Linked DNA regions of Mus musculus: regions 2 and 3 are each linked to region 1. A link is a loop called in an ENCODE intact Hi-C map of the cell type or tissue named here. Cell type or tissue: left cerebral cortex. All regions are shown on one strand. Region 1 overlaps Spock1 (sparc/osteonectin, cwcv and kazal-like domains proteoglycan 1). Region 2 overlaps Spock1 (sparc/osteonectin, cwcv and kazal-like domains proteoglycan 1). Region 3 holds the start of Spock1 (sparc/osteonectin, cwcv and kazal-like domains proteoglycan 1).

Region 1 (8,000 bases):
ATTGTGTCATGAATGGGATGAAAGCTTAGATTGCCAGAGCTGATTCATTGGTAAAGTCTCTCCTGTGCCTCTCCAGGTGCCACCATTTCCAGACTGGGTGACTGATGGACTGTAACTGGGCCTTTTGTGTTCTCCCCAATACCTTCTTGCGCTAATGAAAGCGTTGTTGGGAATCTCTGAAGAACAGAAACAAATCGCTGGAGAGATGGCTTGGTGGTTAGCAGTATGAGCTGCTCTTCCAGAGGTCCTGGGTTCAACTCCCAACACTCACAACTGTCAGGAACGCCAAGATCTGACACACTCACACAAACATTTGTGCAGGCAAAACATCAATGTACATAAAATAAGAATAAAATATTTAAAAAATAACAGAAACAAACAACTTCTAGATTAAAGACAGATCTCTTAAAAACATTTTTAAAATAGTATATATGATTTATTGTTAATTCCCCAGCAACTTAGGTAAGGTTGCTTTAGTTGTTCCCTGGATAAATAGTTGCTAGGTTCTAGAAAAACAAATCTTTTTAAAACATAAAAAAAAAAATAGTATAAGTGATTTATCGTTAACTCCCTAGGAACTAAGGTAAGATTGCTTTAGGTGTGTCCTGAATAAACAGTTGGTCAGGTTCTGGATGGGGAGGTATTGAGATGGCATGTGAGCCCTCCACTTGCTTCTTTATATTGTCACATTTTCAGAGTTTCTTTGAGATGAAGTCATAAAACCTTGGCCTGAGTCTTGGCCCTATTGTGTGAGAATGAAGGCATACATATAAGCCCGTCTGTGGAAGAAAGAAGACTGACTCTAACTGGCGCTATACAACTGTCTGCCTACCTCATTGCTCAATTATCCCGTATATAATGGGGTAAAAGTGTTACCCTAAAACTCTATAGAGTTGGAAATACACGGAGAAAATAATGGCTGCTGTGGATCGTACGTTGGCTTCCAAGTCTCTCAGTCCCTGGCTTAGTAATGAAAAAATCAATATCAAATCTAGTTGTGTTGGCAAATACACGAGTTTGAAAAGACTATATTGGCACATTGAGAGTCCTGAAAGTGCTGGAATCTTAATGCCCAGTATTATAAATATGGGGTCCTCACATTTAGAGTTCAGAGAAAGTTAGTTTCCCTCCGGGTTTTCTGTGGCTTTGTGTTCATACACTGAGCATTTTACACACACACTTTGAAAGCCTGTTCTTAGAAGACGCACACTAATTGACGGTGTGAATCAGAGTTTCAGTTTCAGTGTTCATTTTCCCACACAGGTAACCTCCACAGCCGTTATGGGCTGAAAGGTTGGCTTCTTGTGTTGTATCTCATTTGACTGATACGGAGACTGAAGTCACAGCAGGCCCGTAATGGAGGCAAAACGCAGTCAAGCAGACTGTCCCGAGTCTGATTCAATCAAGCCCCGTGCCTTCTCATCTGTCACACAAGCCACTCTCGGGTTCTTGGCTCAAGAAATGATTATGAAAACGGTCTCACGTTTGCTGCCAATGGTAATGGTAGCAACCTCCAACTTTAGAAAGGATATTTACAGTGTTTCAATCAGTTTGAGCTATATCAGAGCAAAAATCAAACTACCTCCACATCTAAATGGCGCTTAGAAGCAATTCATTTTCAGCGTGTGCATCGTGCAATGCTGGCTCTGACATGGCCTGGTTATTTGAGGCTTTGGCAGCCTTAATAGCTTTGAATTACCTGATGGAAAATGTATTTTGGAAATAGGAAATTGTAAACACTCTACGAGCAATTCCTACTATGGTGCTGGCTTTGATCGGGAAGGGGAGAGGGGGACATGACATTGCTCTGTAATTGGGGAAATATAGAGGCGCTTTTTGTGGTTGTTATTTTAAAGATGGCTCATCTGGTAGAAGGAAAGAAATAACATTTGTTGATAGCCCCTTCTCTCAAGGATTTTGTGAGACAAACATTAGTATCTTAGTTTTACAAATTGAGGATGTGGAGGTCAAAAGAAGATTCACTGGCTGATTGCATTAGACGGACCGACACAGAGCTTCACTCTGGGTCAGATGGCCATTCTGTGTTCCTCCCTCCGTACCACAAGCTACAATTCTGCTGCCTTTTATTTCAGGTGCAGAAAGGATGTTTGGGAGAGGCAGAGCAGGTCTGGCAGCCTTTCTTAACCTCTCTTGGGTTTCATCTGCCTATCTGTAAAAACAGAGACACAGTACACCACACTCAAGCTCCCCAGGTCACCAGCGCAGGCACTACCCGGGGAAGGAGGGTGAGATGTCTCAACTCAGCAAGTCTGCAGCGGTCACTAGGCATGTCTGCTTGCCAGCCACCAGGAGGACTCCTGCAAGTGCTGACCTCTTCTTCCCTATAAATAGTAGGTGGTTGTTGTTGTTGCTTTTTGTTGTTGTTGTTGATGGAGAGACTAAACCAATCAAAAACAATTATGGGCAAAGGGAAAACATAACCTTTAGATTGAGGGCAAAGGAGAGATGTCTTGGGAAGTACAGATATGGAGTTGTAGTACAGGATAGCCCCCACCCTGCTACCTCTGCCCATGTTCCTGTTCCTTGGCTGTGGGGCCAATGGTGGCTGAGCAGAAGGTTTGCTGCAATCTAGACATAAACCGAAGGCAAGCCCAGCTCCAGGCCTGAATGAGGTACAGTGGTGAATGGCAGTACCTCATGGCTGGTGGTTAAAGCTGAAAGAATCAAAAACGACACTTCAGCACCGAGTCCTGCATTCACTAAACTTTGTATATAGCACAGAATGGAGAGTCGGTGCTGGTATGCTGGTTTCAACCTCCAGTGACCCGCATTGGGAAGTCCTTCCCACTGAGCAGGTCTAATCCTGGGCACTTGTCATTGCCAACATTCTAGACAGGGTGACAGAGGTGCTGGCTGGTGACAGGCATGCAAGGGATCCTTCAGACAGGCTACTCAGGGCCCCTCAAGAACTGGGGCCAGAGGAGACTCCTGAAATGTAAGGGTGTGTGGAGATCTGTGTTACTGGGGAGAGGGGCTGTCATTCCATGTGTATTTACACTCAGGGATCAACATGCCATGCTCATTTTCCTGAAGGTTCCTGATGTCTGGTTCAGCATGTGGCCCATGGAATGTGCTAGCACAGTGCACCTTGGGCTTTCTCACAAGTTACTATTTGTGTCTGCAGGATTCCTGATCTCCCTGGTTCTCACTTTCCTTGATTGTAAAGGGGGCTAATGATTGTTCTCTCTTGTTGGGGTAGCTAAGGGCTAAATGAAGCAAGCCCACTGTATTGCGTAAGACATTGCTTGGCATGCCGTCACTGCTTAATAAACGTTTGCTCTAGTGATAATTATGGGATGTTTCTCCCACTCATGTTAATTATGCCGGTTGTAACATATTAAAAGCAACTCTAACTTGTAGGATTGTATTAGCATTTCTTTAATACACTTATTATCTTACATCTCATAACACTCAGGAGAGGCAGCTGGGTAATAATACAGTTGGGGAGACAGACCCAGCATGGCAAATCACTTACCTCATGTGTCCCAGGCAGTGTTGCCCAGCTGAGTCACAGCAAGGGGTGGGTGGAGTGGGGTGTTGGAGGGGTGTGGGGTACTTCGCTTCTTCCTCCCTCAGCTGTAAGCTTCTCTGGAATCATCTCTGTTGTTGTCCCTCTGTGTGGCAGGAAGGCTTACCATTTCTCTGTGTGCTTGGAGGTATGATTCCTATTGAAGCCCATGCAGGTGATGATGGTGAACTGGGAGCCACATCTGGGACCAGCAGTGCCACATGCTGCCTTTGCACTCGTGGGTACAGTGAGATGAGGATGGACTAGACAAGAGCCCATTTCTTTTACTCACCTATAAACGTACTCTGATTTAGGGGTTGTTATTGATTTTGGGCGGGGGCGGGGAATCCAGCCCAGCATGGCAGTTTTCACAAGGACTTATGTTTTTGAACATGATCTGTGGTTCTGAAAAGAAATCAGAGGATGCTGCCTTCAGCATCCGTCACCTGAGTTCCCTGTGTGTGTGTGTGTGTGTGTGTGTGTGTGTGTGTGTGTGTATGTGTGTGTTACCTGTGTGCTTCCTGGTCTGTCTGGCCCTAATCTCTGTGCCCCATGACCCCATAATGTTCACAATCATGCAATCATGGTCAGGCAGGGTTCTGACCTTTCTCGTAGGGCTATGTGAAGACGGGAAAAGAAGATGCCTATAAAACACTCAGGTCAGGTCTGGAGCAGGCATTCCTGTATGTTAAGAGCAGTGCTGCCATAGCGATGACAGAATGAAGCCAGCTCAGCGAGGAGTGGAGGACATTAGCTTCCACGTGTGGCCTCTATGTGGAAACACGTCGGAGTGTGTTGCATGAGGGAGAGATGGGATGAGAGATTGAAGGGATCAGCTGATGTATGCTGGGATTTGGGCTTTGCCCTACACTTTGTAGGTAGCCATTAAGTGGATTTAAACAGCCAAATCTGTATGGTGGGAGTCAGTAGGTAAGAGAATGTCATAGACTGGATTTGAGACACTGTACGAGGCTGGTTGCAGTGGGAAGCAGATGAGATTTGAAGGTTCATGGAACAGGATAGTTAAAACTGGTTCTAAGGATAGACTTTGTGATGTAGAGTGATGAATTAAACAAGGGGTGAACAGTGCTGGCTTGTCCACTTCTGCTGTGCTGTAAAATGAGGGTTGGTGCTATTTTTTTTGTTTTGTTTTTGTTTTAAAGATTTATTTATTGTTATATGTAAGTACACTGTAGCTGTCTTCAGACATACCAGAAGAGGGCATCAGATCTCATTATGGATGATTGTGAGCCATCATGTGGTTGCTGGAATTGAACTCAGGACCTTGGGAAGAACAGTCAGTGCTCTTACCCGCTGAGCCATCTCGCCAGGGTTGGTGCTATGTATGGGCTTCTTTCTCGCTGGTCCACACTGAGCCATTTTCAACAGGATACTAGCCCAGTCATAAAGTTGGCATGCATGGAGTTCTGGAGGTTTTATTTAGTTCACTCTATACAGCTGTGTTTATTTATAAGCTTCCGTGCTGCTAACCAGACATTAGTACTGATGTCAAGAAGAAAATTAAAAAACAGTACAAACATCTAATGTTTAGCAAACCGATATGACTTGCTGGGCATGATCTTTTGAGCATGTGTGAATGTCTGTATGTGCAGGTGTGAGTGTGTGTGTGCATGTGTGTGAAGGGCAGTGGTTGAATGTAGATATCCTCCTCATCTTCTACCTTATGATTTTGAGACAGGGTCTCTCCCTGAACCTGGAGCCTGGAGCTCACTGATTCAGCTAGATTATCTATCCAGAGCGCTCCAAGTATCCACCTCCCTAGCACAAGGACTATAGACACTCACTGAAGCACCGGGCATTAAAATCTGCAAGTGCCAGGAATTAAACTCAGGTTTAATTACATTCTTGTGTGACAAGTACTTTACTGACCAAGCCATCTTCTAAGTCCCAGAGGACTTAACTGATGTGTCCCATGAACTACAGGTAAGGCATTGCTACTTCTATTTCATGGAGGAATTAAAAAACCCTACGAGACCTGAGCTGGTTAAGTAACCAGGGTTTCTAACACGTGCATAGCATGGGATTTAAGTCCAAATCTTCCAGAATCTGGGCCAGACTTTCTTTTCCTCAAGCCTTGTCTAAATCTTGCCAGCTTCTGGGCTTCAGAGAGTTGTGATTTTCCTTCCCTCTGCAAGTGGCAGACATCCCCAGTCTGCATCATTTCAGAGAGATTTTTGGAGAGCATCCCTGCAGCCAGCCTGATGAATTGATGGAAGAGTGGCTGCTGCGCAGTCGCTTTTTGACATGAGCAGCTTCTGGTTGGCATGAATGGAGTCGGAAAGACATTACAAATCATAATGTTGTTGGCCAGGTAGAGTGAATAACATCTGCAGTCTGGGACAGGCTGGGGCAGGCTGGGATGCTGTCAACTCATTTACACAGTATCCTGTGCTAAATTCTCAGGGATTAGAGGGGGAGGGGGTTTCTCATTTAACTGAAGCATGCAGGTAAACATGGTAATGCTCTCCTAAGGGGAGAAAGGAGTGTAAATTGTGATAATGATAAGAAAGCCAACATGGTAAACATCAGTAATTAGCTGTGGCTTCCCAAGACTTCCCTGGCTGATGGCAGCAGGATGTTGGGCCAGGATAATGTCCCATGTCAGTTCCTCAGAGTAAGTGTCATGCCTTTGGCCTGGCCTCCTCATCTTTGGGAAATGTTCTCCTCCAATCCAGGTGGTGAGACTACAGCTCTCTCCCCTGCCATCCGTGCATACCACCCTCCTTGGAGAAGCGGACCTATCTCTTCCAGGAGTGTGGGGTGGCTCCATGACCGCCAAAGGCTGTACCTTAGACGTGACGAAGGTTGGTCTACCATGCCCGTGGTGTCTGTTGTCCCATCCGAGACTTTAAAAGCCGTCTTCAGTTAGTTATTTGTTCAACCAAGGTGATCGTTAGCCTAAATGAAGTTGCTCGGAGAGTGGTGCACTCATTAGGCAGAGAGTGGCTGGAAGGAGCTCAACTCTCATCATTTCTTAGAATAACTCGAACCTTGGCTAGAGGGTTGACTTTCACCTTTGTGCAACAGCAATCAACATTTAATGAGTTGAAGCACTTTGATTTGTGATTAGAGCACATCAAGGCTGTGAATATGCATGGCGTTCTTAAAGCCCCACATCGGATCTGCCTCAGCTTTGAGGAAGCCGCCTGTCCGGCGCGCGCGTCTAGAGGCTCACAATGAATATGGATACAGCCGATTATTTATAGAACCACTTCTATTCCCATCCTTGGTCTTTACAAAGTTATTTTTGAATTTACTGTGACCTGATTTTTAATTCCGGGGAAGAATGCTTGCCACCCGCCCTGCTCCCTCTTAGAGTCTGAGTTCCGTCCGGGAAGGAGCCCTCTTCAGCTAGCAAACATCTTAATCACTCCCTCACTGCCTGATGGAAATGACTTTTGAACTCCATTGAAGCCTCTGAGCATTGTCCCGTCCCCCCTTGCTCACCAGTTCTCCTGGCAGGATTTATGCATCAAGCACCAAGAAATTGATAGAGGCTGTGCATCGGTGTGTCTGTATTGCTGCGTACGCCTGCCTAGAATACAGAACGTCCCCTCTCAGACAGGGTTGAACGTCAGCTCGTGCCGGCGTTAATCTGGCTTCTCTCGCTCATCACATTGCACAGAGCCTTTTGGGATTCTCTTTATTTTCCACAATTAGAGCATTTTTAAAAATCAAATTTGTGTCACCTATAGACTCGGGAGTGACAAGTGTTCTGGCTCAGGTGACGAGAGCCTTGAGCAGCCACATATGCCTTCCCCTCCTGCTCTCTTATTTCTCTCCGGATTTCACCTTCTCTCACCAGCTGGTGTTAGAAATCAGGAGGGTTTGTGCCGTGCCCAGAGTCTTGGTTGTCAAGAGAGGCTGAGTCATAAGACCAGGATCAGTATGGCTCAAGAATGATAGCATCCTTGGGCTTACAGCCCATGCTCTGCCCAGGAGGTCAGTAGTGGATTGTTCTTCAGCACCCCAGCTTGTCCCTGTGTAGCGGTGAGTTAAGGGCTGGAGTATCTGTCCACACCATCTCCTCCATGACACTGATGAATGTGCATCCTGCTGTGATAGACTTTCAATGTGAATTTTAGTCCCAGGCTTCTTTCTTGTCATGGCTGTCTCTGTGGAAAGGAGCTGGCTGGGTTTTCAGGGAGGTCCTTCCGTTCTATCAGAGAGTGATGTTGTTCACACGGCCAGGAAGAGACAACAGGCCCTGTCTGGTACAGCTTACCCAAACCAGGACTAAGATACCTCTCTGTAGGTGCAGATAATCATTTGGCTTCCCTTTCCATTTTTCTAGAGATTTCCATCTCCTTGCTTGCCACATGAGCTGTGCCTGTGAAACATTTCCAAGAGTTAACATAGGATTTGGCACCGGGGACTGGATTATATCCCAAATGTGGCATCTCTGGGACTTAGTTAATAAGGTTATGTTTATATTACCAGGAAGAATATT
Region 2 (8,000 bases), 120 kb after region 1:
TGCCTGCCTGGATGCTGCCATGCTCCCGCCTTGATGATAATAGACTGAACCTCTGGACCTGTAAGCCAGCCCCAATTAAATGTTGTCCTTGTAAGAGTTGCCTTGGTTATGGTGTCTGTTCACAGCAATAAAGCTCTAGGCAACACACAGTCACTCTTTCATCTCAGCTAACAATTAAAGGGTCGGCACTTTGGCTGCGTAGTATTCTAAGAGCTTGGTATGCTCAGGGGAAGCAAAAGACCAAGGACGTTGACCACAAGCAGCCTGCAAACAGGGGGTCATGACAGCGGCCCCTCCAGAAACACCCAGGAGAGGCTGCAACTCTGTGTCTTTCCCGAAGCAAAAATTACATAACCCTAGCTAAGTGCATGTCCCCTTACAGAGATGTGGCACCAGCATGGGATTTGGCTTGGTCCTTTCTTCCAACAATGTGAGGATAGATGACTCAGCAATGAAACTTGGCCCAAGAGCACAATTAAGCGCCCTAAGAGCACAGACTGGATCTTGATACAACAAAGCAGGGTATACCTTCTGCCTCTCCCCAGAGCGGCTTCCACTAAGCGAGCAGTTCTGAACCTCAGTTTATCTGTGTGCTGGGTTGGTGTTCCAGTTCCTTCTGTGCCGGGACAGGGGTGAACTTTGAAGGAAAAAGAAGAGGTAACGTTTTTTAGTGCAAATGCCATGTAAATGATTAGCTGCTCAAACCGATGATTCATGAAGACTTTAAAAGCCATTTCTGCCGCTATTGTGGATGATGCTGGGTCTGTATGATGAGAGAAACATATATATATACTAAAGAAAAGTCCGGAAATTGCAGTGCTATGTTCTCACAGGGAAACACTGTCAGGACGACAGGGGGCAGCGAGGAGCTGGAAGGGGGCTGTGTGTAGCTGAGGGAGGGTGGCCTAGAAACAGGGCTGGTATCTGCATTTCTTCTAGGCTCTGCCCCACAGTTACCTGACAATAGCCAGGTGTGCCTGATTCACTATAAAAGGGGATGCTTGCCTCCTCTCTTACTCTCTCACTCTCTTCCTCTCTTCCCTCTGTTTCTTGTCTCCCCCCCCCCACTCTCCATTTGTTCATGGCCAGCCTCTTTACTCCTCCTCATCCCCCTCCCCCGCCTTCCTCTGCCTCTACTACCCCCTCAACTCCCCTCCCCATGCCCTAAATAAACTCTATTCCATACTATATCTTCATGTGGCTGGTCCCTCAGGGGGAAGAGATGCCTCAGCATGGGCCTGCAGAGGTACCCCCTTCCCCCACACCATATTGCACCTCTATCAAACATATCCCTGGCTCCCTTTTTTATGAAACACAACAGCTGGACCCCAGGGGACCTGCAGGAGATAAATGGTAGAGAGTATCTCTAAGCAGGGAGGGCTCAGGGTGGAAAAGAGAGGGACATCGGATGGGGGACCATAGGGGAGAAGCAGGGACAGAGGGAATTGGGTGGCAGCTGATGACACATCAGGGTCATGTTGTTGAAGAAAGTCAGGATCAAATGGGGACTGAATGAAAAGGAAGATGGCTCCAAAGTTTGGTTGAGGAGATTTTTACTGTAGACAGGAGGGAAAGTGTAACGAGAGGCATCTGGGAGAGTTCAGAGCAGGGAAAGAAAGTATCAGTGGAAAAGTGGCCAGGAAAACTGAACAGGGTCAGGAAAGGAGAGAGAAAGAGAGAGGGGTGGGGGAGGGAGGAAGAGAGGGAAGAGAGAAGAGAGCAAGATAAAAGAAGAGCAAGAGAGGTTTAAGAGTGGCGCTGTAAGACCTGAAGAGCCTTACATCCGGGATGTCCCACTCACAGAAACACAGAGACAGAGATTGATGCAATAAGCAAGAGGTTTATTGATCCATCCTGCAATGGGGGAAGAGGCAACCCCTATCTCCTAAGCACACACTTTTTATACAGTTTAAGGGTAGGCCTTGATAACAACATGAGTTGGTTTAAGCCCATTGTGGGCCCAAGGTGACCTTTTCATCCCCCCCCCTTTTAGAAATGGTAATTAGCCTCTCCCTTTCTGAGAGGCAAGTGTCTTTTCATGACCTTCCCTAAGCAGCATAGGTGGCCTGGGTAAAGGGAGGTCTTAGTCACCAGAAGAGGGAACTGAAGCATTCTTGGTCATTATCTGCACCTGCCTTGTGGTCTGGGCTTTCTTGTAAAGCTTGCTTTGCTGGGTGATTCTGGAAGGGAGGTCCCCAGCATGCTATTCCAGCAAGGTCTTTCAGTGGTCATCTTATGTTCTCTAAGGTCACACATTCCCATGGAGCCAAGAGAACCAAGAAAGCCCATGGCCAAAGGGCAGGGTTATATAGGAAAGAGAAGCTGGGGAAAAAGGCAAGCTAGGCCCAGGGGCTGAGGAGGTTTAGGATGGGGGCAGGGTTGGAAGAGCTGGGAGAAACCACAGTACAAGTGAGCTTGGCTGGGGCCAGCTTGCATTTGGCATTCTAATAGGTACCTCATTTAGCCCTTTGTCTGAATACTTCTCTTAGGGACCTGACAGTGACTGGCCTCTGAAGGGTAGACTTGGGTTTGTCTCAGGGTTTGCAAATAAGATGTTTCCAGTTCAGGATCTGCTTCAGGGAGGTTCGGGTGGTGAGAACGAACATTGAAGCCTTGAAATTGTGTGTGATATGGGCCAAGGTGTCCCAAAACCTGGGGTCAAGAGGTAAGGAATGACGTGATTTGGGCAGTTTGACTGGTGAAGACAGCAGCAAACCCATGTAGAATTGTTTAACTGGCAGTTAGATGCAGTGTAATAGCGTCCATCCGTCTGTCCATCTAGCTACTCACCAGTTTATCCATCCATTCTTATTTAGTACCACGTGTGAATTGAAAGGTGATCTCCTGGAGCAGATGAGAGCATGGGTGAGCATCCAAACGCTGAGCACAAGAAACTCAGAGATGCACACACGCTTGCCCTGGAGCTCAGAGATCCTTCCCTAAACTTCCGGGGGGATTAGGAAGCAAAGCATCAGAGGGAGGCTCCAGGGACTTGGCCAAGAGGTCTTAAGTGGGCCATCAGAGGCCTGAATGGGGCCAGGTGGACACATGTGGGAAGAGCCTTTTCTACTGGGCTAGAAAGCTTCTCATCTGAAGAGGATGGGGGAGCAGGGCATGGGTGTGAGTTGGGATGGGAGTCTCCATCAAATCTGCATTTTTACAGAGACCTCTCAGGTGTGGAGCAGCTGAAGAGGGGACAGGGTAAAGGTGGGGCTGGTGGGAGACAGAGGAAGGGAATAAGTTATGTTGTTCGCCAGTGCCAGGAACGCTGCCAGTCATGAGACATCTGCCAGCCTTCTGTTCTGGCTTCTTGATGGGCTGCAGGCAGCAGGGTTATCTTTATTCCCTGATAAGAAAGGAAGCTTGGAAGGGTTATGCAAATGACTTTGATTTTCACCCCTGGTGATTCCCTGGAGCTCAAGGTGTCAGATTCCCTTTTGGGCTCAGGGTAAGAGCCCTGGCAGACAACAGCCCTGTGCCAACTCCACCCCAGCCTGTCCTACATCTTCTTGGACTTCTGACTGTGGAGGACGAATACTACAGTCCACTGGTAATGCATGGGAGCACAGCAGGCTGGGAGAGGAGCACCTCCATGCTTCTCCACAGTATTAGAAAATCAGGACAGGCAGAAAAGAGATGGAATTCTGAGGGTGTTTATAGATCAGAGTTTATTTTAAGCATTGTGGGTACCCTAGAACATTGTCTTCCTTTCCTCCTGGAGCTGGCGAGCCCTTACACCCCGCAGAGATGAGAGACAGGGTGTCCTGGTTTCCACTCTGCTTCATGCACCTCTTGGGTATTCCCTGCTTCCCCTATATAAACATCTTCCCTCTTTAGCATTTCTTCTCACCTTTCTTCCTTCCTTACTTCAGGATTCCAGGACCCAAGGACTTCTCGTCCTGTTCCGTTCTTGCCTGTGTCCTCTTGTTTGTGACATGGAAATGTTAGTCTTAGCCATCTGCAGTTTCTGGGACGATGATTAATTAATGAATTTCCAGCAAGCCCACTTTTCTCCAGGCACAGTCATGTGCCAATCACCAGGGTTTACCAGCAAGCAGTTTTCTGAGGAGGGTCTATCAGGCTGACCTCAGAGACCTTGTCCTACAAACCCAACTGTGTTTTCAGGCTCTGGCTGGACTTCCCTCCATTGCAGACTCCTCAAAATGCTCTTCCCAGAGGGCTCCCCTGGGAATACCAAAGTTTATCTGTTCCCATGGAATAGCTGTGGGACCTTCTGCCTCAGGCTTAGTCTCCAGCAGGGACCCGGAACCTCTTTCTCTTTTATCATTTTGATGTCATTTCTCCATGCTCTCATCTCCTCCTTCTGCCAATGTAAGAATCTAGCGAGCCTTAGCTTACCGGGAACCGATGCAAAAAGCAAGAGGAATTTATTGTTCCAACATGTTGGGGTTGCCCTGCACGTGGGGAGAGAGAACAACCATGTGCAGCCTGTCTGGTGAGCCTTTATACAGTTCTCCAGGCAGCAGCCATTAGGCACAATGTGATTGGTAGAACAGTGTGACTGTTAATCTGATTGGTCTATAGGGAATGAGGTGGGTGGCCAATAGTCGTGAATGTGTCCATGAGCTCAGGTGGTCGGTGCCTCCTCCTGTGGTCTGAGGAATGTCATTAGCCCCTCCCTTCTAGAGGGGAGGGGTGCCTATGTCCTTTATGACCTTTCACTTCCAGGACAGGAGGGGTCCAGTGGAATTTTCTAAAGTTCCTGAGCTGACCTCTTCACCTCCTCACTGAACGTTCCAGATGATCTGATTTTGCCAAAACTCAGACCATCGTAGAGGCCATCTTGGAGTTATAGAGTACCATGCAGCATCGCACCTATAGCATCTCATTCTATACCATGGATATAGTGACACATGGGGCTATACGATACACACCCCACAGATAAATATGGACTACATTTGTACTTGCTGTGTGCCAAGGTCTCAAAGGAGATGCTTTTTTCCTTCTAGAAGCAGACAGATAAACAGACCAGCGTACTGTCTGGTTTTGTGTGTCAACTTGACACAAGCTGGAGTTATCACAGAGAAAGGAGCCTCTCTTGAGGAAATGCCTCCATGAGATCCAGCTGTAAGGCATTTTCTCAATTAGTGATCAAGGTGGGAGGGCCCATTGAGGGTGGTAGCATCCCTGGGCTGGCAGTCTTGGGTTCAAAAAGAAAGCAAGCTGAGCAAGCCAGGGGAAGCAAGCCAGTAAGAAACATCCCTCCATGGCCTCTGCATCAGCTCCTGCTTCCTGACCTGCTTGAGTTCCAGTCCCGACTTCCCCTGGTGTTGAACAGCCATGTGGAAGTATAAGCTGAATAAACCCTTTCCTCCCCAACTTGATGTTTGTGCAGGAATAGAAAGCCCGACTAAGATAGCCAGGATGGTGGGGGAATGTAAGGGATTGACCCTAGGCACAGAGGCGGGGCCCTGGAGGAAACTGGAACAGATGGGAACGTGAAATGCCGGAGCAGATCTGTCTTTCCCTGGGCTGCTAGCTTTCTTTATTTCTGTGGCAATTAAGTTTCTTCTTGGAGCTCTTCTCCATGTGGCTAGGAGAAAACCAGCCCTGATCAGTCTGTGAGTTTGCCCCAGCTACAGGGCCCCATCTTGGTCTGAACTGATAGCTGAAGCAGGCACAGGGCACCAGCCAGCTCTGGGCACCACCTTCTCTTCTGCTTGTTCTTCAGTTGGCATCTCTATCAAGCACTCACGGTGCCTGGGTGCTATTCTTGGCACCAAGAGGAAGCAGGCCTGGGGACCAGAAGCCCTTCCTCATCTGTTCTGTCCCCAGGAATTCTAGACGGAGGAGATATGCCATATACATTTAGAACTATGAATTGTCTGCAGCCCTCAGAGGTGTCCTAGCAGAACAGCCAGTGAAGAGGAAGAAGGAACCGGCAGCGAGCATCAAAAGAAAAGAAGCGCCTGGAATGGGAAGCCAGAAATGGAGCTCAGAACGGGGCTGTCTGGGGAGTGGAGCATGTGCTGGACTGGGAAGACCTCTGGGAGGGCCACCTTCTTTCCCCAAGTATATTACATGGGGTGGGGGGAAGAGCGGCAAACTGAAGCTGTGGATGTTGATCTCAGCTGCAACCTGTTACAATATCTCTGCTGTAACAGGGTCTGGGTTGGGGAGTGGCAAACTGTTACAGTATCTTTGCCCTCCCTGTGCATGCTTGCTTTCTCTCTCTCTCTCTCTCTCTCTCTCTCTCTCTCTCTCTCTCTCTCTCTCTGTGTGTGTGTGTGTGTGTGTGTGTGTGTGTGTGTGTGTGCAAAACATCACATCATTTATTTTTTTCTAAAGCCCCCTTTATATGGAGCCTTGCATATGTCTTTGGTATTTTGTGTGTGACACTAGGCACTGGCTTTGTTATATACAATTTACAGTTAACGTCTTTCAGCATTTCATCTGAAAGCAATTTGTGTATGAATTGGCTGAACTTTGCCCTCTCTTTTATAGAGAGGGTTTGGCAAGTCATTGACAGAATATGAGAAAGGGGTGAGATGGAAGGGGGGAGAGAAAGGAAGTTTCTTAAGAGAGCAAACAGACAAGTCTCTTAGCCTCAGTTTTAGCCTCAGTTTCCTGCTTTGTAACGGGAGGAAAGAGTAACCCTGCAAGGTCTAACTAAAATCTTTGTGTTGATGCTTGTGCATTTAGCCTTCGACTGAGTCCTGCTTGCTTTTATCCTAAAGATTTTATGTCTAGGGAGAACCTCAATTATTGCCTCTTTAACAACTTATTGAAGGTCTGCTCTTTCCTGAGGGTTAGGCAGGTCTTAGCCAGCAGGATCCAGTCACAGCTCATTAAGAGTCCGCCCTCTACCGGGAAACAGGAGCAAGGACCTTGCTTGCTGGCTAAAGTGGCCTGTGCTTAGGATTCTGGGAAGTCTTCAGGAACCAACAGGCAAAGCAAGTTAAAATCCCTTCCCAAGCTATTGCTTCTGTAACCACTGGGTATATAAAGAGCTTAAGACAGAATGAGTAACCTCTGCCCACTATCACCAAGATACAGTAGCTGTTAACATCCTTGCCGTTATGTTTTCCATATACACCTGTATCCTTTCCCTTGAAGCATTTAGCAGTTTCCAGACATTCTGATGAGTAACCCCTGTCAACAGATAGGGGCGTCCTTCTATGTATCCACCTTAGAAAACATTTACCATTGCACTCATGGAAAAATAATTTTAAAGCATCACCTAAAACTGTGATTCACATTAAAATCATTATGCTTTCTCCCCCAAAAGACTCTTATAGCTTTGCACCTAAGTACTAAGGAGGCAACTATCATGTTTGCTATTATTCTTCTAACCCAGACAGTGGCTGTCCACCCTGCCCTACCCTACCTCATCCCAAGGTATGGTTTTCTAGGCAGCTTTCTTGTCAGAGGTCCTCTGGTTGGGGCCTTTTGGTCCCCCCACCCCCCAACTTGGTTCAAGTCCCACAATTGTGGCTACAGTATTTAAAATAATTATTTTTAGATTTATTTGTTCTATGTGTATGAGCGTGTTTTGCCCACATGTATGTAAATGAACCACAGCGTGTGCCTGGTGCAGGCAGAGGTCAGAAGAGTGTGCCAATCAGATCCCTTGGAACTGGAGTGACAGATCATGAGCCACCGTGTGAGTGATGGGAACCAAACTAGAGTCCTTTGCTTAAGCAACAGGTGCTCTTAACCAGATGTCAAAGTCGTGTCTTTTAACTGCTAGTAGAGGAAGGTGCACCTGCTTGCATGTTTGGGAAGGTTCTGAATGGAGCCAAAGATCCATCTCTTGTTTCTCCACCTGACTCCTTCCAGAGAGTCCCCAGCCGTTCAAGTCCTGGGCACTGACAGGAGGCTGGCCATCTTTCCATCAGCCAGAGACAGTCTAGGCTCTAAGCCAGCAGGGGAAAGTACTGTCCCCATGGTATTGATATGGCAGAGGAGGGGGAGACAGATAATGTATCTGGGGGGCGGGGTTAGGAATATTAAGTGGGTAGTCAGGAACTGAATGGAGA
Region 3 (8,000 bases), 270 kb before region 1:
GGGTAGTTGATTGACTGTTCGAGCTCTGGTGTTTATTCTCTTCTCTTTGTGATATACATGTTTGCTTAAGATGAGTTGCTCCTGAGATAGGTCACCCATTCACTGTGGCTCTGGAGAGAGGGAAGAAAACAGGAAGGCACGTGAGTGTGGGGGGAATGGCTGCCAGGGACGCGGAGATGAGGTGAACCCGACTCTGCTGCATACGTGGAATCAATGGGTGAGATCAATGTGTTCATAAAAGGTACAGGCCCCGCTTGGTGAGCATTTTCCATGATGACAAGAAATGCATCAATTTCCTTCCTGTTCTTCTTAGGGAAGGATTGACTGCAGTGTTATGTTTATGACAGACTGGCCCAGAAGTGCAAGGTCACAGCTCTCTCATGGCTCTGTCCTCTACTCAAGAGGTTTGGAGGTCCTAAAATCTCTAACACAAACCTGGGAGCTTCCTTGCTTCTCAGAAATGAAAGAAATAATAATAATAATAATAATAATAATAATAAAAAATAATAAACCACAGAACCTTGAGCCTTTGCTCTCTCAGTTGCCATTGGTTGTTTACCTACTATGTGCAGAGCTTTGAGCATACATTCCCTCAATTAAGTCAGCATTTCTTGTGTACCTACTATGTGCACGTGGTTTTGCAAAGTGCTACAGACTCAGTAGTAAGTAGAATCGACCTGGATGAGGCTGCACCTTCATTCTCCTGAGCGTGTCTGGTGAAAGATGGGTAGGAAGTAGTTCTGAGGGCCTTGGGGTTGTGGGGACCGGGGAAGCTGTGTCTGAGGACTTGGGGTGATGATGTGGCCTGTCAGAAGATGTGGGTGATCCTAACAGAAGGCAGGAATCTGGTAGGGGCAGGGGGAAGCCCAATGGCTCAGAGGGAGGCACAGGGCCTCAAGCTGAGGTATTGGGTATTTGACCTGAGGGGACAGCAAGAGCAGCAAATATGGAGAAGAGGTCACGTTTACATGGAGAGAAGACTCAATGCCTCTGAAGGGCTTCCTTCCCTCTCAGGGCCCACAAAAGAATTTCCTGTGGTGATGGGAAGATGGAGACCCCAGCCAAGGGCCCTGCGCAGTGCAGTTCGGGTGAGAGATGAAGGAAAACAGTCTCGAGGGAGAAGGATCTGGTAAGAATTCAAGAGTCCAGTAGCCCTCCAAGGTCCCTGAAGGTGGGGCCAGAGAAGGTCAGAGTTGATGCTGGGATAGGGAGGGTGCTTTCCTGAGGTGAGGACATAGGTCAGGGAGTAGGCGTGACCAGAGATGACACTCACTGTCGACATTTTGAACTCAGAGCAGCTGAGGTACTGAAATGGAGGTGACATATGTCAGGAAGACATATTAGTTTGCAGCTAAAAATAAACTCAGGCTGACAGCCAAACAACATACCCTTATCATTGAATGAAGCCCAGTAGGTGGTTCCCAGCCCGGCCTGCCAGCAGAGGGTCCCTGGGGAGTGCTATCTTAGACTTCCGGAGCTAGACTGGGCTAGACCGTCTCTCTGTGACCTTCACAGTTCTTCCAGCCATCCATCCCCTCTCCTCGGCAGAAAGTGGCAACAGTTCTGCCTGCTTCTGTCTAGCCAGGAGCACATGTTTGAGGATCCATTAAACCGAAAATAAAACATGTGGGCTCCCTGGAAATGAGAACTATGTTAAAACAAGGAGTTATTATACTTGTATGCGAGCCAATGAAGAGCAGAAATACAGCCCCAAGGCACGGTATTGATTTGGTCCTGGGTGCTTCTTACAGCCGAATAAATCTCACACCCCTCCCCGGAAGCGCCGGCTGAGCGGATGGCAGGGGTCCAGCTGCCAGCCTCTTCACCCTACTACAAGGTTAAGTCCGTTCTTGGCTCAGACCTGCTCTGACACCCTCCTCCAGCCTGGCCGGTGCTGGCTGCCCTTCCTGTGAACAGTGGTTACAGGGACAATTCCAGTTGTGAGGCTGGCACCTGGCCAAGAGCAGATGCCCTCTAATTAAACTAGGGACAGGTCTTCCCAGAAAAAAAAAAATCAGAAATTTGCTCTGAAGACCCAAAGGTTGGAGATGGCGGGTGGAGGTGGGGTAGAGGGAGGGGGTTAAGACTTCCAGGTGCATCAGGGTTCTGGCGTTTGCTTGTTCTGGCCATTACTGGATTTATTGAGTGTTCAATGTCAAGTTCCGAGGTAAGCCTAGGGATACAGGTGTGAAAAGCGTATGCCCCCGTGGGCACCCTGAAAATGCTGAGTATGAAGCTGGGAATAGAGTGGGAAGCTTCTAAACCGTTGTGGGCAGGGGTGGGGGGTTGACTTACAGACTCTCAGCAGGGGCCACAAGGGATTGCAGATGCCTAGGGGAAGGATGCTAAGGTGGAATAGTAAGGTGTGGCTGAGGCTCCGGTACAGGAAGATGATCCGTGACGCCGGGAGTGGTGGCACACGCACGCCTTCAATCCCAGCACTCGGGAGGCAGAGGCAGAGGCAGAGGCAGAGGCAGAGGCAGAGGCAGAGGCAGAGGCAGAGGCAGAGGCAGAGGCAGAGGCAGAGGCAGAGGCAGAGGCAGAGGCAGAGGCAGAGGCAGAGGCAGAGGCAGAGGCAGAGGCAGAGGCAGAGGCAGAGGCAGAGGCAGAGGCAGAGGCAGAGGCAGAGGCAGAGGCAGAGGCAGAGGCAGAGGCAGAGGCAGAGGCAGAGGCAGAGGCAGAGGCAGAGGCAGAGGCAGAGGCAGAGGCAGAGGCAGAGGCAGAGGCAGAGGCAGAGGCAGAGGCAGAGGCAGAGGCAGAGGCAGAGGCAGAGGCAGAGGCAGAGGCAGAGGCAGAGGCAGAGGCAGAGGCAGAGGCAGAGGCAGAGGCAGAGGCAGAGGCAGAGGCAGAGGCAGAGGCAGAGGCAGAGGCAGAGGCAGAGGCAGAGGCAGAGGCAGAGGCAGAGGCAGAGGCAGAGGCAGAGGCAGAGGCAGAGGCAGAGGCAGAGGCAGAGGCAGAGGCAGAGGCAGAGGCAGAGGCAGAGGCAGAGGCAGAGGCAGAGGCAGGCGGATTTCTGAGTTCGAGGCCAGCCTGGTCTACAGAGTGAGTTCCAGGACAGCCAGAGCTATACAGAGAAATCCTGTCTCGAAAAACAAAACAAAACAAAACAAAACAAAACAAAACAAAACAAAAAAAGATCCGTGACGACTGGAAAAGATGATCCGTGACGACTGAAGAGCCAGGAATGGCCATGCTGCAGGAGTTCATAGAAAGAGCCCAGGCTTGAGCAGGGCAGGCGGCTGGTGTGGCCAATCACTTAACTCAAAGGTAGATTAAGATGGCTTGATGAAAGAACTGGTTATGAGGAGGCAAAAATGACATCGGGTGTGACTCTTCAGAACAGGGGTGCTGACAAAACATGGCTGGGGAATGAGAGGTAATGCTTGCACAGGCCCGTATGTGAGCTAGAGCGCGGGACAAAGGCGGCGGCTGCGGCGGCAGGTGCGCAGGGGAACAAGCCGGGCAGCTGCCTTCCCAGCCACGGTACTGCGGTCCTGGGACTTGGGCGGGCTCCTAAGGTACGTGTCCGCAGAACACTGAGCCCCAACTTGGCACATAAGTTTCTCTTGAAATGAGATGCATTCCTCTCACTATCCCAAGCCTCTCTCTCTCCAGCTATGACATCAGATACTCACTGTGTTCATCCCCGTGATAAGATACTCTCTGGGTGAGGTGTTTCCCCAACATGAAAAAAAAAGACTCCACTTCTCCTGTACTAAGGCCTCCCAGAATGCACAAGAACTGCAATTCACATGCTTAAACCATGCCATCTGCCCAATTATTACAGCACGACTCACAACCGGCCACATCATCGTGGTGGCATATTGAAAAGCAGGGCTCAGGATCCCTCTGATACTGACTGTTGGTGGTGTGTCATGACTGGTGCAGCTGCTGAGAGCAAGGCAGATCGCACTGTCAGAGAGTTCCAGCCCACGGGAAGGTCACGCTTGCCATAAGTGACCTTAAGCGCAGTGAGCTTGCAGCTGGAGAAACACTGAGTTCTCAGGGCAGTGTCACCGAGGTCCTGGCCTGAATCACAGGGACCACAAATCTCGGAACAAATGGAGATGAGGCAGCTGCAGAATGCATTCAGATATTCTGGTAGCTCAAGTCTGCCCAGGGGCAAAGTGATCCCAGGCCTGGAGGAGCCCTTGCCACTGGGGTCTGACCCCAAGGCTAGCCTGTGTAGAAAGTGGGGACAAGAAGGCAGGGGTGGGTGGGTGGGTGGGGGCAAACAGAGGCAGAAGGGTAAGAGGGCAAGGACCAGGTGTGCAGGGGACTAGGGTTTGGGTGTTTCTCAGGGAAGTGTCCTGAAGGGTTTTGAGTTTGGTGTGTGTGTGTGTGTGTGTGTGTTCAGGGCTATAGGCTATAGCTGTGCCAAGAAGTAGGCAGCGATGCACCTGTTAAGTCGCTCCCACCCCTATTAAACCAAACACGCTGAGTATTTGGAAAGAGAAGAGAGGGCTGGGTCAAGGCCAGCTTTCTCCTTCTGTCCGTGCTTGAAGCTGGAGGTCGGTTCCACAGGACTCTTAGGGGTGGCTCTGGTTGGAGATCAGACTTAGAGATGCTGGGTGTATGGCTTGAACCAGGGAGTAGAGAAGTTCACCTAAATATTGTCTGTGCACAAGACGCAACAGGGACTCATTTAAAGGGCCGACTCTTGGAGAGAGTCTCCTCTCTCCACCGTAGAGATTCTGAGACGGGTGTCCCAAGCACTTACTCGTTGAGAGTCCCTCAACACTGGCGACTTCTTGGCCTTCTAACATCATTTCCCTGAGCTTGAAATCTGTGTCAGCCCTGTAGAGCTGCGAATGAATCACGCTCCCGGATGGGACCGCTGAGCGCCAAGTAGCCGCCAGGGGGCGCCAGAGGCCTCGGCTAGGAGCTCAGGCTTCTCCGCCCGCGGACGCCGCGCCCGAGACGAGCCAGAGCGCTGCGGGCTCACAAAGCGGCCGGACGCGCGGCGGCGGCAGGTGCGCAAGGGAACGAGCCGGGCATCAGCCTTCCCAGCCACCGCGGTACAGGAACCCCAGCAACTCGGGCGCCGGGACTCGGGCGGGCTCCCAAGGTACGTGTCCGCAGAACACTGAGCCCCAACTTGGCATATTTGGCGTAGTTGGGACCTTCCTGAGGCCATCTCCCGGGCTGGCAGGGTCAGGGCCTGGGGGCATTTCTGCGTGTCCCTGTTGCGCAGAAGCCGCGGGCCGGGAGCAGAGAGACCTTTGCCTTAGCTGGGAACGGGAAGCCCGGCTTGAGGGCACCCCAAAGCCCCCGTCTGCCAGAGCCTGGGATGATGCTCAGAGCGCCGTTATCCCTATCCCTACACCAGAGCTGTGGGGCCCGTCTGTGGGAGTGCGGCTGGCACATTGAGCATCCGGGTTTTGGGGGAGATGTACTGGAGCCCCACAACGGAGAGCCGGTGAGAGGGTCTTCAGTAGTTTGACGGCGGCCCCGAGTCGGTGACCTAGGCTCTGCGTTTGTAGCTGTTTCCATGCATAAGGGCTCTCCAGGTGCAACCTCCGTCCCAGGTGTGAGAGGGACCACCCTGTCCCCGCGGTGAGCCCAGGCGCTGCAGCTTGTGCGCGCCCCTAGGCGCCCAGACACCCGGTGGGAGTGAGGGGCTTGAGGTAGCCCTGTTGTCACCGGCTCACGCCCGTGTGCCCTGCCCCCAGATGCCAGCGATCGCGGTGCTCGCGGCGGCCGCCGCGGCGTGGTGCTTCCTCCAAGTGGACAGCCGGCACCTGGACGCGCTGGCCGGTGGCGCGGCCCTCAACAACGCCAATTTCCTAGACAATGACCAGTGGCTGAGCACTGTCTCCCAGTATGACCGTGACAAGTACTGGAACCGCTTCCGAGATGTGAGTTCGGCTGGGGGTGGAAAATGGGGGGGGGGGGCTCAGAGACCAGTGTAGGGGTTGGGGGTGGTAGGTTCAAACCTCTCATGGAGGTCCACAGTGCATCCGTCTAGCCTGAGAGGAACTTTAAAGAGAACTTGGAAGGCTGGGTGCTCTTGCGTGTTACCTGTATTCCAGGTATGTGCACTTGTAGGATCGATGCAGCTGTCCTCACAGAAACAGGGCACAAACCTTAAGCAGCTTGGGGAGAGGGGCTCTCCAAGTGTCTGAGAGCTACTGATGGCAGACTGACTTTACCAAACCCTGGAAGGAAGGTCCTGGGAGCTGCAGGATCTGGCTATCTTTTGGGTGCATCAGGAAAAAAAAATCTCTAGTGATGTGTATAGCTCATTTATTAAGAAGCCATGAGGTCAGGCATGAGGGGAGGTCTTGGGGGCCTCCTGGCAATGAACTTGATGGGATAGCAGGGAACAGTGCAGTGGCTTGGAGTCTTCCAGACTTCAGTGGAAGGGAAAAGGGAACAGGCAGCGCAGAGAATCAGAGAATCCTTTCCCCAGGAGAGTGCCAGGTGGGATGTGGGGGAGAAACCCTGGGGCATCAGGGCACATCTGCTGTTTGTCTCCGCCACAGTCCTGGCTCCTACATACCTCTGTGCTTCCAGAAGATGGGGCAAGAAGCCCCCTTCCAGTAGGACCTGCTCCCCAGCCCCTTCAAAGACTCCCCAGAGTGGTAGGGATTAAGGGGACATTAGGAATCCCTGTCCCCGAGATGCTTTCAGTATTGTAAAAATGTCTAAGACTTACAATGAGTAAAGCTTTTATGTTTGAATGTTTTGTTTTTATGCAGTAGTTTATGTGTTAGAACATTAAAAAAGCAATATATAATAAATTACACACACACTATATATATATATATATATATATACATACATATATATATATATACCTGAGCCATACCATATATATATATATTTAAAGGGGTGACCTGAGCCATGCCACTGGACATCATCACAGTTATATACAGAGGTAGAGAAAGGCACCCCATACTTTTCTCCATGGATTTCTCAGAACCCATTCTCAGTATCTCGAGGCCTTGCAGGGAGCTAGTCTCTGAGGAACTGCATGACTCCAGATGGCTTCCAGTGCTTTCTAAATAGCACCTGTCCAGATCTCCTTCCGGGATTTGCTGCTATATCCTCCGAGCCCCTCTCCTCCCTGGAGGAGTTTCTTCTGGGAAGAGCTTTTCAAACACACACTGAATCTCCTTGGTTATTTGGGACTGTTTGCCACAGATCTGCCTGCTGGACCCAACAGAAGGAGACTCTAGTCTGCATCTCACAGTTCCTAACAAGTTCTCTTAGCCATCTATGGCGCTTTTAAGATCTTGAGGGCCAGCCTGAGATGTTACCATGCCTGGCCAGGTGTGTGGGGAAGGGAGCATGGAGGGGGAAAGACATAGTTTTGTTTTTGCTTTAATTTATTGCGTGTCAGTAAGGGTTGGAGAATCAGGCATATGACGGACCCTTACACACCTGGGCAAGTTGGGCTTGGTTTAGAGCAGTGGTTCTCAACCTGTGAAGAGCAACCCCTTTGGGATACTGCATATCAGATATTTACAATATGATTTATACCATGCATATCAGATTTTCACACTATGGTTCATAACAGTAGAAAAAATTACAGTTATGAAGTAACAACAAAATAATTATTGTATGGTTAGGGGGGTCACTACAATGCGAGGAACTGTATTTAAGGGTCTCAGCACTAGGAAGGTCAGAACGTTTGGTTTAGAGGATGGTCCGTCATTGCTGGGTGTCTTGGAACAGGGGATGCGTGGGTAGAAACACTTGAGCCTGCTGGACCTCTGAGTTGCGTGAAGGCCTGCAGCCTCAATGTGCCTTGAGTTTAAAGCCATAATTCCCACTTAGCTTTGCATCTTAAGAAAATGAACAGTGTATTTCTTATTTTTCCCTTGCCTGCATGGTCTTGACTAAAAATAGCAGACCAATGTTTTCCACCAACTCTTGACTGATGGTGAGATTCTGGCTGCTTGCTAAACCGCAGCATCAGGCTTCTCCTATGTGGACCTGGACTCCTTTCTAGGAGGGATGCTATGTTCATGTCTCTTAGCATGGCTGGGAACACT

What was found. Hi-C counts contacts between places; a loop is a spot of excess contacts. Peaks named below come from ENCODE experiments on the same cell type or tissue, not always from the same donor. Only the 100,000 strongest peaks of a DNase experiment are listed, where the experiment ranks them.
Region 2: a loop joins it to region 1, with 5 times the contacts of the local background. A loop is called at or near these places in 6 of 42 quality-filtered maps.
Region 3: a loop joins it to region 1, with 2.7 times the contacts of the local background. A loop is called at or near these places in 2 of 42 quality-filtered maps.

The regions. Positions count from the first base shown.
Region 1 is chr13:57,636,676-57,644,675 of GRCm38, reverse strand. The region is part of intron 4 of Spock1 (sparc/osteonectin, cwcv and kazal-like domains proteoglycan 1); the gene reads left to right. Among named protein-coding and RNA genes, the nearest start is that of Gm33240, 200 kb to the right of the region's middle. In left cerebral cortex, a CTCF peak has its summit at 4,742 (motif pointing right); DNase peaks (open chromatin) are centred at 3,589, 5,648, 6,782, 7,365 and 1 more place; H3K27ac peaks cover 3,082 bases.
Region 2 is chr13:57,520,177-57,528,176 of GRCm38, reverse strand. All of the region lies in intron 6 of Spock1 (sparc/osteonectin, cwcv and kazal-like domains proteoglycan 1), which reads left to right. Among named protein-coding and RNA genes, the nearest start is that of Gm33240, 80 kb to the right of the region's middle. In left cerebral cortex, CTCF peaks have their summits at 856 and 6,828 (motif pointing left); DNase peaks (open chromatin) are centred at 3,533, 5,692 and 6,817; H3K27ac peaks cover 2,416 bases.
Region 3 is chr13:57,905,260-57,913,259 of GRCm38, reverse strand. It overlaps Spock1 (sparc/osteonectin, cwcv and kazal-like domains proteoglycan 1), which reads left to right and starts at 4,928. Exons shown (of 12, transcript NM_009262.3): 1 at 4,928-5,068; 2 at 5,673-5,858. The coding sequence starts at 5,673. In left cerebral cortex, a CTCF peak has its summit at 4,851 (motif pointing right); DNase peaks (open chromatin) are centred at 5,612, 6,383, 7,061, 7,857 and 4 more places; H3K4me3 peaks cover 2,693 bases; H3K27ac peaks cover 1,738 bases.